Regions from separate parts of the Homo sapiens genome. Here region 1 is linked to region 2. Evidence: read pairs that join two places in POLR2A ChIA-PET (ENCODE). Cell type or tissue: PC-9. All regions are shown on one strand. Each heading gives the region's core, and the rest is flanking DNA. Links, peaks and the distances in the headings are about the cores only.

Region 1 (8,221 bases), core at 1,713-6,712, 840 kb after region 2:
TATCGTACTTCCAGTATTATCCTTCTATTCCTGCTAAAACAGATCCCCTTAGGTTGAACTTCTCTTAATATTCTCTGTATGCAGCATATCTTTTTCCTCATTAGGCAATATATTCTGCCTATCCAAAGCCATTTGTTCTTTGAGTTCAAAATCTATCTAATCCATGAGATGTGATATATACTAATATTTATTTCTTCCTTTCCTGACAACAAATATCATTTATATCATCTACACTATAAAAACTCAGATTTAATAATATGCCATCTGATGGTTTTACCCTTTTCTAGTTGCCAAAAGATTGTCTTGTTTCTCTTCAAGCTCTGTTTATTATGGTATTTTAATATATTTTATCTGTGTGGCAGAGCATATAGAAAGCAATCAGAACATACTTGACTGATCAGTAAGAAATCTGGTTAGCAAGAAAACTTTTCTCATTTAATCATTTCCACAAGCATTTTTTGCATGTCCCACTGAGAACAATTCTTAAAAAAATTACAAGGCATTCTCTGTCCTCAGGAGTTGAGTTGATTCTTATTGCAGGGTAAGGAGTTTGGGGATTTAGGGTCTTATTGTGATTTCCTCTCTCAACATTTTATTAGGAACATTTTCAAATAGGAAAGTTGAAAAAAATTTTACAGTCAATACCACATACCTACCACCAAGATTATCACATTTGTTGTTGTTAACATGTTATTTTATTTGCTTTGTTAACATGTGTTTTATTTGCTTTATCATGTATTTCTTTAGCCATCTATCAATCCATCTTACTTTTTGATGCATTTCCAAGTAAGTTGCAGGCATAATTACATTTCACCCCTACACTTTTAGTATGTATGTCGTTAACTAGAATTCAATTTTTTTCAGTTTTTAAAAGAAAATGTTATATGCAGTGAAATGTACAAGTCTTATATGTACCATCCAGTTGGTTTTGACAAATGCATTCACTTGCCTAACCCAAATTCCTATTGACATAGAACATTTCCATCACTCCAAAAAGCTCTCTGCCCTTAGTTTTTAAAGGTTATCGTTCTTAAACCCTAAAAATCAATTTGCTTGTATCAGTGTTCTGAAGTAAAAACAGGGACTTAAAGATCAATTTATTAGCCAGATTGAAATAAATTTTTTGGTCAAAGGAGGTAATTAGTGTAGAACCGGAGCTCAAATAGATGAAAACCACAGTACCAGTTGTAAAGACAAAGATGATTTGCCTCCTGATCAAGGACCTCCTTGATCTCCAAGGGTTATACTTTACAAACTGAGAAAATGCAGTATTTCAAATAATCTTTTCAGTTGTATCACTGGGTACAGATTTTCTCTGCAGCATTTGGAGACCTGGAACCTGAGAGTTGACAGTAAAGAAATTATGAAATGGATATATTAGGAAGACAGATTTTGTGGTGGTTTATAAAAGGATAGGAGGCATGGAGAGCATATAGGATCCTAAGATGGGCTGTGATCCTGTTCCATTTGTATCTGTGCCTAACACAGTCCTGCTCACTTATTTCCTTATTTTCTAACCAACCCTCCTAGATGGGCTTTCCTCATTCTCTGGACTTACCACATACTCTGAATCTGCAGTCTTTGCTATCATTTCTTCACTTTTCCTTTTCTCCATTTTGGGTCGTCTTCTCAGGATACAGGAGTAATTTCAAAACAGAGTCATATGTAACTTATATGTCTTTCTTCATTCCTACTCTAGCAGTGTATTTCAACAGGAAGGAATAGGGGACTTTTGTACTTTGGATTTCTTTCAGACTGGAAGACCAGGCCTGAAGTCAAATCATCACATTTGCAGCAGGATGTATCAGAAGTATCCCACTGCACACATGATCTCTTACATGCTACATTAGAAGACTCCTGGGATGTTAGCAGCCAGTTAGACAGGCAACAGGAAAACTGGAAGAGACATCTGGGATCAGAGGCATCCACCCAGAAGAAAATAATTACACCACAAGAAAATTTTGAGCAAAATAAATTTGGTGAAAATTCTAGATTGAACACCAATTTGGTTACACAACTGAACATTCCTGCAAGAATAAGGCCTAGTGAATGTGAGACCCTTGGAAGCAATTTGGGACATAATGCAGACTTACTTAATGAGAATAATATTCTTGCAAAAAAGAAACCCTATAAGTGTGATAAATGTAGAAAAGCCTTTATTCATAGATCATCGCTTACTAAACATGAGAAAACACATAAAGGAGAGGGAGCTTTCCCTAATGGAACAGATCAAGGAATTTATCCTGGAAAGAAACACCATGAATGTACCGACTGTGGGAAAACCTTTCTCTGGAAGACACAGCTTACTGAGCATCAGAGAATTCACACTGGGGAGAAACCCTTTGAATGCAATGTATGTGGAAAGGCCTTCAGGCATAGCTCATCTCTTGGTCAGCATGAGAATGCTCATACCGGAGAGAAACCCTATCAGTGTAGTCTCTGTGGGAAAGCCTTCCAGCGCAGCTCCTCCCTTGTTCAACACCAGCGAATTCACACTGGAGAGAAACCCTATCGATGTAATCTATGTGGGAGGTCCTTTAGGCATGGCACATCCCTCACTCAACACGAGGTCACACACAGTGGAGAGAAGCCCTTCCAGTGTAAGGAATGTGGGAAAGCCTTTAGTCGATGTTCTTCCCTTGTCCAACATGAGAGGACTCATACTGGAGAGAAACCTTTTGAATGTAGCATATGTGGGAGGGCTTTTGGTCAGAGCCCATCCCTTTATAAACATATGAGGATTCATAAGAGAGGCAAACCTTACCAAAGCAGTAACTACAGCATAGATTTCAAGCACAGCACATCTCTCACTCAAGATGAAAGCACTCTTACCGAAGTGAAATCCTACCATTGTAATGACTGTGGGGAAGACTTTAGTCACATTACAGACTTTACTGACCATCAGAGGATCCATACTGCAGAGAACCCCTATGATTGTGAGCAGGCTTTTAGTCAGCAAGCTATTTCTCATCCTGGAGAGAAACCCTATCAATGTAATGTATGTGGGAAAGCTTTCAAAAGGAGTACAAGTTTCATAGAGCATCACAGAATTCATACTGGAGAGAAACCCTATGAATGTAATGAGTGTGGAGAAGCCTTTAGTCGACGCTCATCGCTTACTCAACATGAGAGAACCCACACTGGAGAGAAACCCTATGAATGTATTGACTGTGGGAAAGCCTTTAGTCAAAGTTCATCTCTCATTCAGCATGAGAGAACTCATACTGGAGAGAAGCCCTATGAATGTAATGAATGTGGGAGAGCCTTCCGAAAAAAAACCAACCTGCATGATCATCAGAGAATTCATACTGGAGAAAAACCCTATTCTTGTAAGGAATGTGGGAAAAACTTCAGCCGAAGTTCAGCTCTTACTAAACACCAGAGAATTCATACTCGAAATAAACTCTAGGAACCGTGAAATTAAGGAATTTGCAGAATGCTTTAGCTAAAATGTTCTGATTCAGGATCAGAGGATTCTTAGAGAGCTTGGGAATGTAATGAATTACGTGTGTGTTTATACGTTGTGTGTGGAGAAAACTGCCAGTAGACAGATTTTTTTTTTTTAACATAAAGACACATTCTCAGATCTGATTACAGACTAGTGTAAAAACAGCTACATGTATGTAGCTGGTTGGGGATGATATGCCTGTATGTTGGACTTTGCTTTTGAATATATGTATGCAGGATATCATCAAGTTTCAACATCTTGACTTGTGACCCCCAATGTCAACAGCTTTTTTAAAAAGCAAATTCCTGCAGTAATGACCAAAACCCATTTTAAAAATTGCTTGACAACTGCACTCAACTGCAGCTCTTACATTAACTTCACCATGGAAACCAGTTCCAACTCCAGGAAGTCACCATTCAAAGAATTAGATCAACTAGCCCAACCACTTCATTGTACAGATGAAGACTGAAAGCCAAAGATGTGAAGTGGTTTCCACAGTATGATACAGCCTATAAGGGTAAAGCTGGGTTAAAAATGCAGGTTTCCTGGATTTGGGGCCCCATGGCCTTGCCAGTGAAAAGGTTATTTTTGGACTCAGAGGGCTTTAAAATAAATTTTAAGATGTATCAGATACACAAACATTTAATGGGCACCTATGGGTTGGACACTTTGAGAATTCTTAAAAGTATAAGTGGGAGCAAAATGTATGCAAATTTATCACAAACTATTTAAAGCAACTTCTTGGAGGCTTACAAACCACAATTTAACAGAAACTGTAGATGGTTGAACTACTAGTGACTTTTTTCCCCTTTTCCCAGTTACAATTATACTTTCAGCTAACATATGCCAGTTTCACAGAACTATTAAGTCCCCTTATTGTACTTTTTATGGCATGCCCATGAAAAAGCACTTTCTTAAGCCTACAGTATCAGATCAATGGGAAAACAACAGAAAACTAAGAGGAGAATTTTCCCGTTAATTTTCTTGCAGAAAAGTTAAGTCTAATTGCCCATTGCCATAAATTTTGCCTTGTACTCAGAGAAGCAACATGCACTGGCTCATTTTATGTGCAAAGAAAAGATTTCACCATTAAAAAAATTAACTTGGCTAGGTATGGTGTCTCACACCTGTAATCCCAGCACTTTGGGTGGCTAAGGCAGATAGACTGCTTGAACCCAGGAGTTCAAGACCAGCCTGGACAACATGGTGAAACCCCATCTCTTTAAAAAAAAAAAAAAATCCAAAAATTAGCTGGGCATGGTGGCATGCAGTGGTAGTCCCAGCTACTCAGGAGGCTGAGGTGGGAGGATCACTGGAACCCGGGAGCAGAGACTGCAGTGAGCTGAGATCACACTACTGCATTCCAGCCTGAGCAACAGAGCAAGACACACACACATCAATTTATTTTAGTTGTATAATGCTTTTCTATTAGTAAAGCATCAGCTAAGCTTCAGTGGCCTGCTCCATCCCCTAATGACTCCCATGGGCTATCCTAAAGGAACTTCCAGAACCTTTGTTGGTGTGTTGACATTGACCATGCAGACCAATTTGGGCACAACTGGACATTGATTCCTTTTACACAAGAGCTGCCTCCCAAAGATAGATAAATTTTCCCAGCCCTAAATATGAATCATGGGGCAAGATATTGGTCGTATTGATGGTGAACCTTTCCTACTGGATTCTTTGCATGCCACATAGCAGGATTCATTGCCTTTCTCTCATCATGGATGGCATGCAGCAGCACCCAAGTATTCTTCATTCTTTGCAGGGAAAAAATTGTGCATGGGGGCTGAAATGTAATATGTGTAGCTCAATTAGTCTCTCCTCTGTGATGCAAAATGGAATATTCAATGGCAGATCTGCCCTTCTGAGATGCTGACCATCCAAAACACCTTGTTTATGGTGCACCATGATTAGCTCACACACAATGCCAAGGCTGTGCTTCTATTATCTGATACATAGTTTGACAATGGGTAATTCTACTCAGACCCTCCCTACTGATTGGCTAGGATGCCTGTCAGGAACTCATTATGCTACTGGTTGTTTGGGGATCCCCATAGTGGACTACTTTCAGGAATGGCATGAATTGTAACCAACTGAGTGCTGCCCCCACTGTTACGGAAGTTTATAAAACCTTAGTTCCAGAAGACCCAAAGGAGAGTACTGGTTTGTGTTTGGTGCTTGGCCTAGATCCAGCCACCACTCTGAAACTCAGCACATCTTCATTGACAGGGAGGGAGCCCAGGACATATGTGTGGCTCATTGACCAGAAGGCTTTCTTAGTCCCAACAGCCATGAACCATGCACTTATGGATACCCAGCCTTTTAGGGCTACGTGAAATGCATCCTTGTAACATCATTGTATTCTTTCAATAAATAGCCTTCTGAGTTGAATGGGAGTCAGTTTGTCGTTTTCAATTTTCAGAACTTGGCTAAGATTAAAGAGTGGTGCACCAAGAGGGAGGAATTAACTGCTAAACTCATCACAGCCAGGTGAGTTAATAGCTACCATTTATTGAATGCTTACTACTTTAAAGACATTGTGCTAGGTGTTTCACATCTGTCATTCAATCCTTATAACTTCTGGTTAGCGGTGTGGTGGTAGTTCTTGTCTTTGCCCAGCATTTTCCCCCTTTTCCTCTTGCAACAATCTGATTGTATTGACTGTAGGAACCTAAATCAGGATGTCCCTGGGGCTCACTGATAGTTTTAGGGGCAGGCATGAGACCTAGTTCAGCTAATCAGAGTCCTTTGCCAGAATTTTTTCCAAGTAGAGCTGGAAGGAGCCCTACTTTGGGCTTTTGTGTTGCTAGGCCAAAAGATAAAGGCCTAGAGCTTCCTGGAACCTGATTTCTTACCAGAGATGGGAAGTAGGAGAGGACAAGGTTGACATGATGGTGTTCTTGTTTCTATTTCCTGATGTCCTTAGACCTGGCTCAATTTCTGAAGCTCTCCTTGGGATTCAGGAAGCTCCCCATCAGTCCAACAGTTTCTCCTTTTTGCTCAAGCTAATTTTTTATGTTTGTTGCTTGCATTAAAGAAACCTAAAATATGTATGATATACTTTTACCTGCCAGAGCATCTAGCGCACCTCCATGGAAGATGAGAAAAGACTTCTGCACTTTTAGGCATATTGATGGTGGTGATGCTTGGTTTTTTTAATAGCTGCAGTAGGCTTTTCACTTTGCAGTATTCTGACTTCAAGATTGAGCACTTTTTAAAAATACTAAGGTGGTTAATTCCTACTCATCTGTTAAAATGCAAATGGTGCTTCAGGAAAGGTTTTGCTGACTCTCCTATTTCAATTACATTGGTCTCCCTTTTAAAAATTTTCATGGATTACTGTTAATGTCCTCCATGTTACCACAGTTTGTATTTGTGATTATTTGGTTTTCTTTTTCCTACACTAGATGGTGAGTTCCAGGAAGGCAAGAGTCCATGTCTGTTTTGATAGCTCTTTTTATTACCCTGCTAATTAATGCCAGGCATATGGTAGATACTTAATATAGTGATATAGTGTTTTAAGTGAGCAATTGAGTGGAGATTGATTGCTAGACAAAGAAGACTGGTAGGTAAATGAAAAGATGCTCAATCTTGAAGTCAGAATATTGCAAAATAAAACAATGTAATACTGTTTCCTACCAATTAGGCTGGCAAAAATTGAGAAATCTGGCAGAGGGGAATTAGAACTTTTATACACTGCTGGCAAGAGGGTAACTTGGTATAATTATTTTGGGGAGTAATTTGGCAATATCCAGTAAAATCAAAGCTAAGCATATCTCATGTCTCAGCAATACCACTAGGAGATACATATCCTAGACTAGAAATTCTCCCTTGTGAGGAAAAGAGACACACACAAAGATGTTTATTGAGGCAGTGTTTTAAAGAGTAAAAATATGAACACAACAGAAATACTGGGAAGTGAATAGGTTAACAATAAGTCATGGCATATTCTTTTTGAGACAGGGTCTTGCCTTGTCACCCAGGCTGGAGTGCAGCAGTACGATCTCAGCTCACTGCAGCCTCCACCTCCCAGGTTCAAGTGATTCTCATGTTTCAGCATCCCAAGTAGCTGGGACCACAGGTGTGCACCACCACACCCGACTAATTTTTGTATTTTTAGTAGAGATGAGTTTTCGCTATGTTGGCCAGGCTGGTTTCGAACTCCTGGCCTCAAGTGATCCATTTCCTTGGCCTCCCAAAGTGCTGGGATTACAGGTGTGAGCCACTGTGCCCAGTCAATCATGGCATATTCTTATAATTTAACATACAGTTTTTAAATGAAGGAACCAGAGCATCTGGCGAAACAATAAAGAAGAGCCTAGAGCTGCCTATTCCACTCCTATATCCATCCAGCTAAATGTGGCTGAAGAAAAACAACTATGACAATTAGTCCCACTTTTTTTTTTTTTTTTTTGAGATGGAGTCTCACTCTGTCACCCAAGCTGGAGTGCAGTGGCATGATCTCAACTCACTGCAACTTCCGCCTACCAGGTTGAAGCAATTCTCCTGCCTCAGCCTCCTGAGTAGCTGGGACTACAGGCACGTACCACCATGCCCAGCTATTTTTTGTATTTTTAGTAGAGATGGGGTTTCACCATGTTGGTCAGGCTAGTCTTGAACTCCTGACCTCATGATCTGCCTGTGTCGGCCTCCCAAAGTGCTGGGATTACAGGCGTGAGCCAGTGCGCCCAGCTGATTAGTCCCACTTTTCTTGTATGCTATCCTCCAGCATTTGTTTTCCTATCCAGTCATTGTCCCACTCTTTTAAGT
Region 2 (8,221 bases), core at 1,885-6,884:
GGGAGGGGCGGGACGGCAGGAGGACTGCGCATGCTCCATAACGGGGATGGGCCTGCGCTGGGAGGGGCCGTAGCCGGGAGCTGCGCATGCTCGCTTTTTGGGGGCGGAGCTTAAGCAGCCTGGCTAGGAGGCTCAGGTTATTCATTTCCGGCGGCGGAGGCGGCAGTTTCCTAAGCTTGGCTTCTCTCCGGTCCGCTGACCGGCGTCAGGGACCAGGTTTTGGTAGCTGTGGGTAGCCTCAGTTGTCCTGGAATGAAAGACGGTTTCGTGTTGGACAAGGACATATCTGCAGAAGGCCAGTTCTCTCGAACTCGTCGGACTTCCTGGCTCCCTGACCCCCAGTGACTCGTTTTTCCGTTTTCTCAGGTGCCTGTCTGGGCTCCTCTTCCTCTGGATGTTTTTTGATTGTTCCTTAAATATCAGTGCTCTTCAAGACTGTAACCTCAGTCCCCTTGGCCTCTTTACTGAAGCCTATGCCCCACCAAATAGCAAACTATCCGCTAGAGTAAGGAAGCCGTTAGACCTTAGAATAAAACTGCCTGTGTAGGAAATGTGATTGGGGTTTGTATCTGCATGGGGAGCCCCCGTCCCTGCTTGTCTGACCCTCCTGCTGAGTATCAAGATCCCCACTCAGCTGGCATTAGGATGATCTCCCAGCCATCATTCCAGAGCAGCCTGTGGTGACAGAATATGTCAGCTGACCTAAGCGTGAGGCAGTTCCTACTGAGATATGCTAACTAGCAGCAGAGCTATCCCTGCTTTGAGCGGAGACAGGACTCCTACCACCTCTGTGAGGAGCATGGAAGGCTTCCAAAGTGATGAGAAGTTGTAACCCCTAAACCCCCCCTCTTCTGATGGGATTTTATCCTTTCTCTCCTGGATCCTCTAGAGCCAGGCAGAAGGAAGGCAGAGTCAAAATGTGCCTGTTTGATCTGTTTCTTAGTCATTGTTCGGAGTTCCACTCTTCTTGAGTAGGATTTCTCAACAGTGGCACTATTGACATTTTGGACCTGATAATTCTTTGTTGGGCAGGGGTGGGGGGAGCTGTCTGCATTGTAGGATGTTTGGCAGCATCCCTGGCTCTACCCAGTAGATGCCAGTAGCACCCCAAGCCCAGTTGTGACTACCAAAAATATCTCCAGACATTGCCAAGTGTCTCCCTGGGAGCAAAATCATTCCCAGTTGAGAACCACTAGTCTAGGGGGAAATGAGCCTACTCTGGCTTTACTTATATAGAACCAGGACTTTATGCTTAATCTAAAACCCATATTTTCCCCTTTATGCTACCTCTTCCCTAAGAGCATTCTATAGAGTAATAGTCCTGTAAGATTCTGCTGAGTGACACAGTCTGTAGTAACTTAAGTTTGGAAAGTGCAGGGTTAAGCAACACATTTTAACACAGGATTGAGCTTTTAATTAGCTGGTGGCGATCACTGTGAACATCCATAAGACAGTTTTCCTAATTTACTGGACCACCTCCCAATTCCAGTGACTTTTTTACTGGCAAACCTCCCCTAATTTACTGGCAAACCTCCCAATTCCAGTGACTTTTAGCCACTGCCTGCCCCCTTCTGTTCTGTGTTATTTTGTGGTACTATTATCCATCCCATCACCCCCAACCAAAGTCTGCATTTGCCTTGTCTCTTGCTTCTCCTATTTCCCTCACATTCAGTTATTCATCTTGTACCTCCAATTCTCTCCTAAATCTTTCTCAAACCTGCCCTCTTTGCAGCCTCCTACCTGGGTTCTTTTGCTCCAATTTGTCTCCAGTACCACCTTCAGGTGGACACCAGCATGATCTACCGTATCCCTCCTCTGCATAAAACCCTGGTGCCTCGGGGACAGGGCAGGCAGGAGTGGGCCAGTCACACCACTGGGCATCCTCATGGAGGAAGGATGCTCATGTGTACTGTGTGTATCCCTGTGTGCCAAACACTGCTGTATATCTGCCATAATCCTCTACCTCCACGGGGCAGAAGGATTTACCATGTTTTAAGGATGGGGAAACAGTCTCGGAGAAAGAGGTTAACTTTCCATGTTAACACAGTAAACGGTGCGAGGATTTTGAAACAAGCTCTTGCTCCTCAGGCAAGAGACAGGAAGCTAATTTCAATACCCGTCAGGCTGGGTGCCGTGGCTCACGCCTGTAATCCTAGTACTTTGGGAGGCCAAGGCAGGAGGATTGCTTGAGACCAGGAGTTCGAGACCAGCCTGGCCAACATGGTGAAACTTCTCTATAAAATATACAAAACTTAGCCAGGCATGGTGACACATACCTGTAGTTTTAGCAACTTGGGAGGCTGAGGTGGGAGGATCACTTGAGCCTGGGAGGTTGAGGTAGCAGTGAGCCATAATCATGCTACTGCACTCCAGCCTGGGAGAGAGAGCAAGACTTTGTCTCAAAAAAAAAAAAAAAAAAAAAAAACCCAAAAACAAACTCTCAAAAGAGGTACCCCCAGAAAACTTTCTGACTGTGCAGTATTTGAGGCGAGCATATTTGGAATTTTATTTTTTATTTTTTTAGGCAGGGCCTTGCTCTGTCATCCAGGCTGGAGTGCAGTGGCGCAATCATGGCTCACTGCAACCTCAACCACCCAGGCTCAAGCAATCCTCCAGCCTCAGCCTCCTGAGAAGCTGGAACCACAGGCAGACACCAACATGTCCAGCTAATTTTTTCTATTTTTTGTAGAGGCAGGGTCTATGTTGCCCAGATTGGCCTCGAATTCCTGGGGTCAAGCGATCCTCTTGCCTTGGCCTCCCAAAGTGCTGGGATTACAGGCGTGAGCCAATGCACCTGGCCCTGGAATGTTTTTGTTGTTGTTGTTGTTGTTTTTGAGATGGAGTTTCACTCGTCACCCAGGTTGGAGTGCAATGGTGTGATCTTGGCTCACTGAAATCTCTGCCTCCCAGGTTCAAGCGATTCTCCTGCCTCAGCCTCCCTAGTAGCTGGGATTACAGGCGCCCGCCACCACGCCTGGCTAATTTTTGTACTTTTAGTAGAGACGGGGTTTCACCATGTTGGCTAGGCTGGTCTCAAACTCCTGACCTCAGGTGATCTGCCTGCCTTGGCCTCCCAAAGTGCTGGGATTACAGGGTGAGCCACTGCACCTGGCTCTGAAATGTATTCTTAATACCTTATTTTTGTGGGGAAAAGTTCCTGTGGCCCACCTTTATTTAGTTGAATTTTTTTTTTTTTTTTTTTTGAGACAGGGTCTCACTCTGTCACCCAGACCGGAGTGCAGTGGTATGATCTCAACTCACTGCAGCCTTGACCTCCTGGGCTCGAGTGATCCTCCCACCTCAGCCTCCTGAATAGCTGGGACCACAGGAATGCGCCCCCATGCCCAGCTAATTTTTGTATTTTTTGTAGAGATGGGGTTTTGCCATGTTGCCCAGGCTGTTCTCGAACTCCTGAGCTCAAGGGATCCACCTGCCTCAGCCTCCCAACGTGCTGAGATTATAGGCGTGAGCCACTGTGCCCAGGCTCTTTAGTTGAATTTGCTACTTTTTCCTTGTATAAGAAGAAAGCCGTTTCAAGAGAGAACTGAGGTTTAAGTACCTGTCCTCTTTGGGGTCTTACAAATACACAGTTTCAAAGGTCCTTGAAGAAGGCACCTGAGGGCCTGGGCACTTGAGAGGCTGGGAAGGGCCCAAATCCTTTAGGACAGGATGTGTCACAGAAGGGGTGCCAACCTCAGTAAGACTCAAAACAGAGACCAGACACACATGACTGCTCATGGATGTGTATTTTAATAAAAATAATTCTGTCAAAATACAACAGAGTTTTTTTTTTGTCTCTCAAGTACAATTTTAATAAGATGTTTTGTGTTAGAGTTCTCTCTCCATCCTCCCACACCCACAAGTTTCATGCTAATGCCAAGTATCAACTCTTGAGGACAAAGGCAAAACCAGTGTGCACAATGTGGAGGATGTCTGTTGCAGCTGTAGTTACTAATGCAGGAAAACCCAATGCAAAGAGGAAAATGCCTGAGGCAGCCAGAGGCCACAATCTGGCCACAGGTCTGGGTGCATGAGACTGGCAGTCTAGTAGGGCTCCGCTGCCTGGCTGCCACATGGGTGCATACCTGAGTTGTGAGCAACCAAAGGAACTTTCAGCTCTGACAATTCTCTGCCTCATCTTCTTTGTGCTTGCTTAAGGAGTGGGAAGGCGCTAGGTGGCCAGGCAGTCCCCACTTCTGTCTCGTGGTGTCCATTTTGATGGCCTGCACCCAGCCACAGACCCATGAGGATGGGGATGGGGGTTCTGGCTTGCTATGAGTGCCAGTTTTTGCTCTGGAAGGAGTGACCATTTGGTGCCGCAAGGGGAAAGTGAGTAGGGAAGGCTGCTCCCCAGGGCCGGACAAACCAAGAAAGCCAGGTCTTCCTCCTGCCTCCATGGGTCAGGTCCAGCCCTTCACCAGGGCTCCCCCAGGTGCCTTTCCCACTCTAGGCTCCTGGAAGCAGGCTGGTAGGACTGGATGTGCATAAGGGGCACCTCTGGCTGGCAGGCAGGCAGGCCTGGACTCTCAGCAAGAGAGTGGGCTCAAGCAGCTTGGTTTTGGCCCTCTCCACAGCTTGTGGGGCAAAGGCTTATGTCCCAAAGGTGAGCTGCCCAACTGGGACAGAGAGCCCCTCTGGAGAGGAACAGAGTAAACAACTTGGACTCAGCTGAAACAGTGAGATAAGGCACAGAAAATGGGGAGGTGGCCATGGGTACCAAGTGCGAGCCAGGCAGACACCCAACCCCATGCAGCACACAGCTGTCCCGAGCCCTCCTGGGCCCTCTCAGCCACTCCACAACCTAAGCTCAGGCACCCGTCCTCATCCCTGACACACCCCTGAAGGTAGCAGCTTCTCAGATACTGCTGGAGGGCACATCAGCCTGACCCCTCATGGGGTTTATCTGCCATTCGGTTTCAGGACTAAATAGTGTTGCCCAACCCACAGGGATAAGGGATAGTCCCGGCTCTGCTACTAATTTGCTATGTGACTTTAGCCAAGTCACTTAATCTCCTGGGCCTGTTTCCTTATTTGTAGCAAGAGAGGAATGGGGGAGATGTTCACTGAACCCCATTCCAGCTGCAAAAGCCTGTGGTTTTAATCCAATCCTGCTAGGCTATGATCATTTAAACAGCCTGATGTCTCCAACTTCTGGGTTTGGGAGCTAGGTAGCCCCAGGCTGTCACAAGAGATGAATTTCCTTTACAGACAGGACGCCTCCTAACAGGCCATGGTCTATGGGTCTGCCAGCCCCAAGGACCAAGAAAAAGCAGCAGCTATAGGATCATTTCCCAAGGCAGAATTCTGACAGCACAGGGCCCAGGGCCCTGGCCCCATCACCAGCAGTTGGTCCAATTCAAACATTTTTCTTGTTGCCCAGCTGTGGGCCCAGTGAGGCCTGGTGAGCAATGGGTATCTCAGGCCACACCAACCATTCCCATGTCCACCAATATGGAGCAGGAGCTTGCAAAGCCCAGATTCAGGCAGGGACTGAAAGTTCAACTTCCGGCCTTGCCATGGCTGACCCTACTCTTTGCATGGGCGGCTTGTGCACTCCCCTCACAATGTGAAGCACATATGGAAATTCCAGCCGTCCTGGTGCTCCTCTGTGTAGACTTCCTCCCTTTCCTCCTCCAGGGCAGCCAGTCCTCTCCACAGGTGGGCCACCCCAAGTCCTGGCAACCATCTCAGTCTTTCCTTTCCTGATTCCCCAATGGTAGCGGGACCACTTTTACTCTGCCAGCTGTAAGGATCTATCTGAAACAGCTGGTGGGACATGTGTAAAGCTGATAGAGTCCCATTCTCTGGCCAGCAAATACTCCCAATAGTCTTTCCTAAGAGTGGCTAGGGCCCAGCTGCAGGGAGCTGTCTGGCACAGTGGCAGTGAAGTCTGGCCTAGGGGACCAAGGATTCCATCCACTCCCTGGAGTAGCAGCCCAAGAACCTGCCTCCACAAGGTACTGGTTTCTCAACAGAAAGCATCCATTCTCTCAGAGCTGTGCAGAGATGGTGAAGATCTAGGCAGGAAGAAAGCAGCCCCTGTACTCAAGGGCCTCTGTCCTGGGAATGGAGTCTTCTTTCCAGCAGCCTGACACACAGAAGCTCTCAGGACGAAGGCAGGTAGTTTCCAGGCAATCAATTTAGAGTAAATGTATTATTTGGCCATCTTAACAACAAGGGAAGATAGGGTATTGAAAAGGGAGGAAAGGGGAGCAAGGCAGGCAGTGGGAGGTGGGGTAGAGTGGTAGATAGTGTGCTGGCCAAGGACCCTCTACCTCTGCTGTGTGGCCCTGGGCCAAGTTATCACTTCTCTGGACCCTTGGCCCTGTAGTTCTCTGCTCTGTCCAGCTCTCAGGGGCCTAGGGATCTACAGTTCTTGGGATGCTATAAACCAATGTAACCATGCCCACTAAGTGGCCCACCAAACCCTATTTGGGTTTCCTAGGCTGCAGCTCGGCCTGTGACTCAAAAAAGGGGGAGCAAAAAATAAATCACTTGGCTGAGGTGACAGAGATTCTTCTTTTTTAATGAGTTGGACTCAAAGAAAACATGGTGCCTGGACAGCCTCACCCAAGAGGTGCTGGACCACTAATGCTACGATAAATACTGTCTTTTTTTTTAATATATATATTTTTATATATATATATATAATCTCATTTGTTTTTTACTTATGAAAATAATAAGCTATCACCAACTTGGATAGGCTTCATCACTAAATTAGCAGAAACCAGCTCAGCACAAACTCTCCAGAGATAAATACTGGTGGCTCAGTCAGGAGAAAAAAATTTAAAAACCCCAACCCCTCCTCAAAACAAAACCCCCCTTTCAAAATAGAAGGCGCTACATGAGAGTAACCAGCCAATACTGTGTTACAGGCCGCTGCACGTGAAGGGGAGAGAGAGAGAGACTGAGCGGGGTGGTGGGCAGAGAAAGGAAGGAAGGAAGGAAAGGGAGAGGGGGAAAGGCCAGGCAGGAGGAGTGGACTCTGTCTATGGTTTCCCAGTCCCTGCACCAGTTGCCTATGGAGGGCAGGGCAGCTCCAGCCCTGGGGCCAGTGGAGGGCCAGCCAGAGCCAGCCAGCACAGTCAGCTAGTGCAAGTAGTCATCAACTCTGGCAAAGGAGCAAGAACCCAGGCCTGCTCGGGCCATGAGCCGGAGACACTCAGATGCCTGGCCCAGGGCGAGCATCAGAGGGGGCTGCTTTGGCAGGTTCTGGGACTCTGTGGAGGAAAGACAAGGCCTGGTCACTGGCCTGCCCAGGGCTTGGGCCCAGGTCAAAGTTCCCTTGGGGGTGGAAGGAGGGGGCAGTGGACAGATTCTCTTGGAACAGAGTGTTCAGTACCTCTGTGTAAGTGTGTCCCAGCCACCAGGCCATGGCCCTGAAGTCATGCCAGGAACCTGAGGACCTTAGCCCCATGTAGAGCGCTGGGCTGGCCTGGGCCTACTGCCATGGCCTAGGACCCATCATGAACTCAGCTGGGCAGACAGAGGTCAAGGTTTAGGTTCAACCATGGGAGCCCAGGAGTCCTATGAGTCACCAGAGAGGGCCTGTACAGAGCTTGCTGCCCCAGTGTGGATAAACATCAGCTCTTTCTGGGGCCAATTGGGGTGGGGGTTGGGAACCACCCAGGTAGCTATGGGCTAGCTTCTGTTTTTGTTAGATCCACTCACCTAGGCCAGGCATGGTGGCTCACACCTGTAATCCCAGCACTTTGGGAGGCTAAGGCGGGCAGATCACCTGAGGCCAGGAGTTCGAGACCAACCTGGCCAACATGGCAAAACCCGTCTCTACTAAAAATACAACAACTAGCCAGGCGTGGTGGCACGCACCTTAGTCCCAGCTACTCAGGAGGCTGAGGCACGAAAATTGCTTAAACCCAGGAGGCAGAGGTGGAGATTGCTGTGAGCCAAGATTGTGCCACTGCACTCCAGCTTGGGCTACAGAGCAGACTCTGTCTCTAATAATAATAATAAATAGATTCACTCACCTAAAATGGCGCTGTTGAGGGCAGCACACACAGGTTCCCTCTGGATGGGGTCAAGCTGCTGGCCAACTGGGCAGCTCCAGGGGTCTGAGTATGCCAGCAGGCTGAAGGCATCCTACAGGACAGGGCATTCTTGAGAGGACTGTGGCACACACCATAGCTCACCCTGCTACCCGTGGCTCCAGAGGGAGACAGGGCCCTGCATGATGCCCAGCCTGGAATGTGGGGTGTAGGGT

Evidence for each region. Peaks named below come from ENCODE experiments on the same cell type or tissue, not always from the same donor. Only the 100,000 strongest peaks of a DNase experiment are listed, where the experiment ranks them.
Region 1: POLR2A ChIA-PET joins it to region 2 with 5 read pairs; 1 of 35 experiments calls an interaction of 5 or more read pairs at or near these places.

Annotation. Positions count from the first base shown.
Region 1 is chr16:68,561,290-68,569,510 of GRCh38, forward strand. It overlaps ZFP90 (ZFP90 zinc finger protein), which reads left to right. Exons shown (of 5, transcript NM_001305203.2): 5 at 1,755-5,842. The coding sequence ends at 3,409. Among named protein-coding and RNA genes, the nearest start is that of ZFP90, 26 kb to the left of the region's middle. In PC-9, for the core only: no CTCF peak of the experiment used is centred there; no DNase peak of the experiment used is centred there; H3K4me3 peaks cover 403 bases.
Region 2 is chr16:67,719,339-67,727,559 of GRCh38, forward strand. It overlaps RANBP10 (RAN binding protein 10), which reads right to left. Exons shown (of 14, transcript NM_020850.3): 13 at 7,989-8,100; 14 at 3,732-7,220. The coding sequence ends at 7,090. Among named protein-coding and RNA genes, the nearest start is that of GFOD2, 4.1 kb to the left of the region's middle. In PC-9, for the core only: no CTCF peak of the experiment used is centred there; a DNase peak (open chromatin) is centred at 4,103.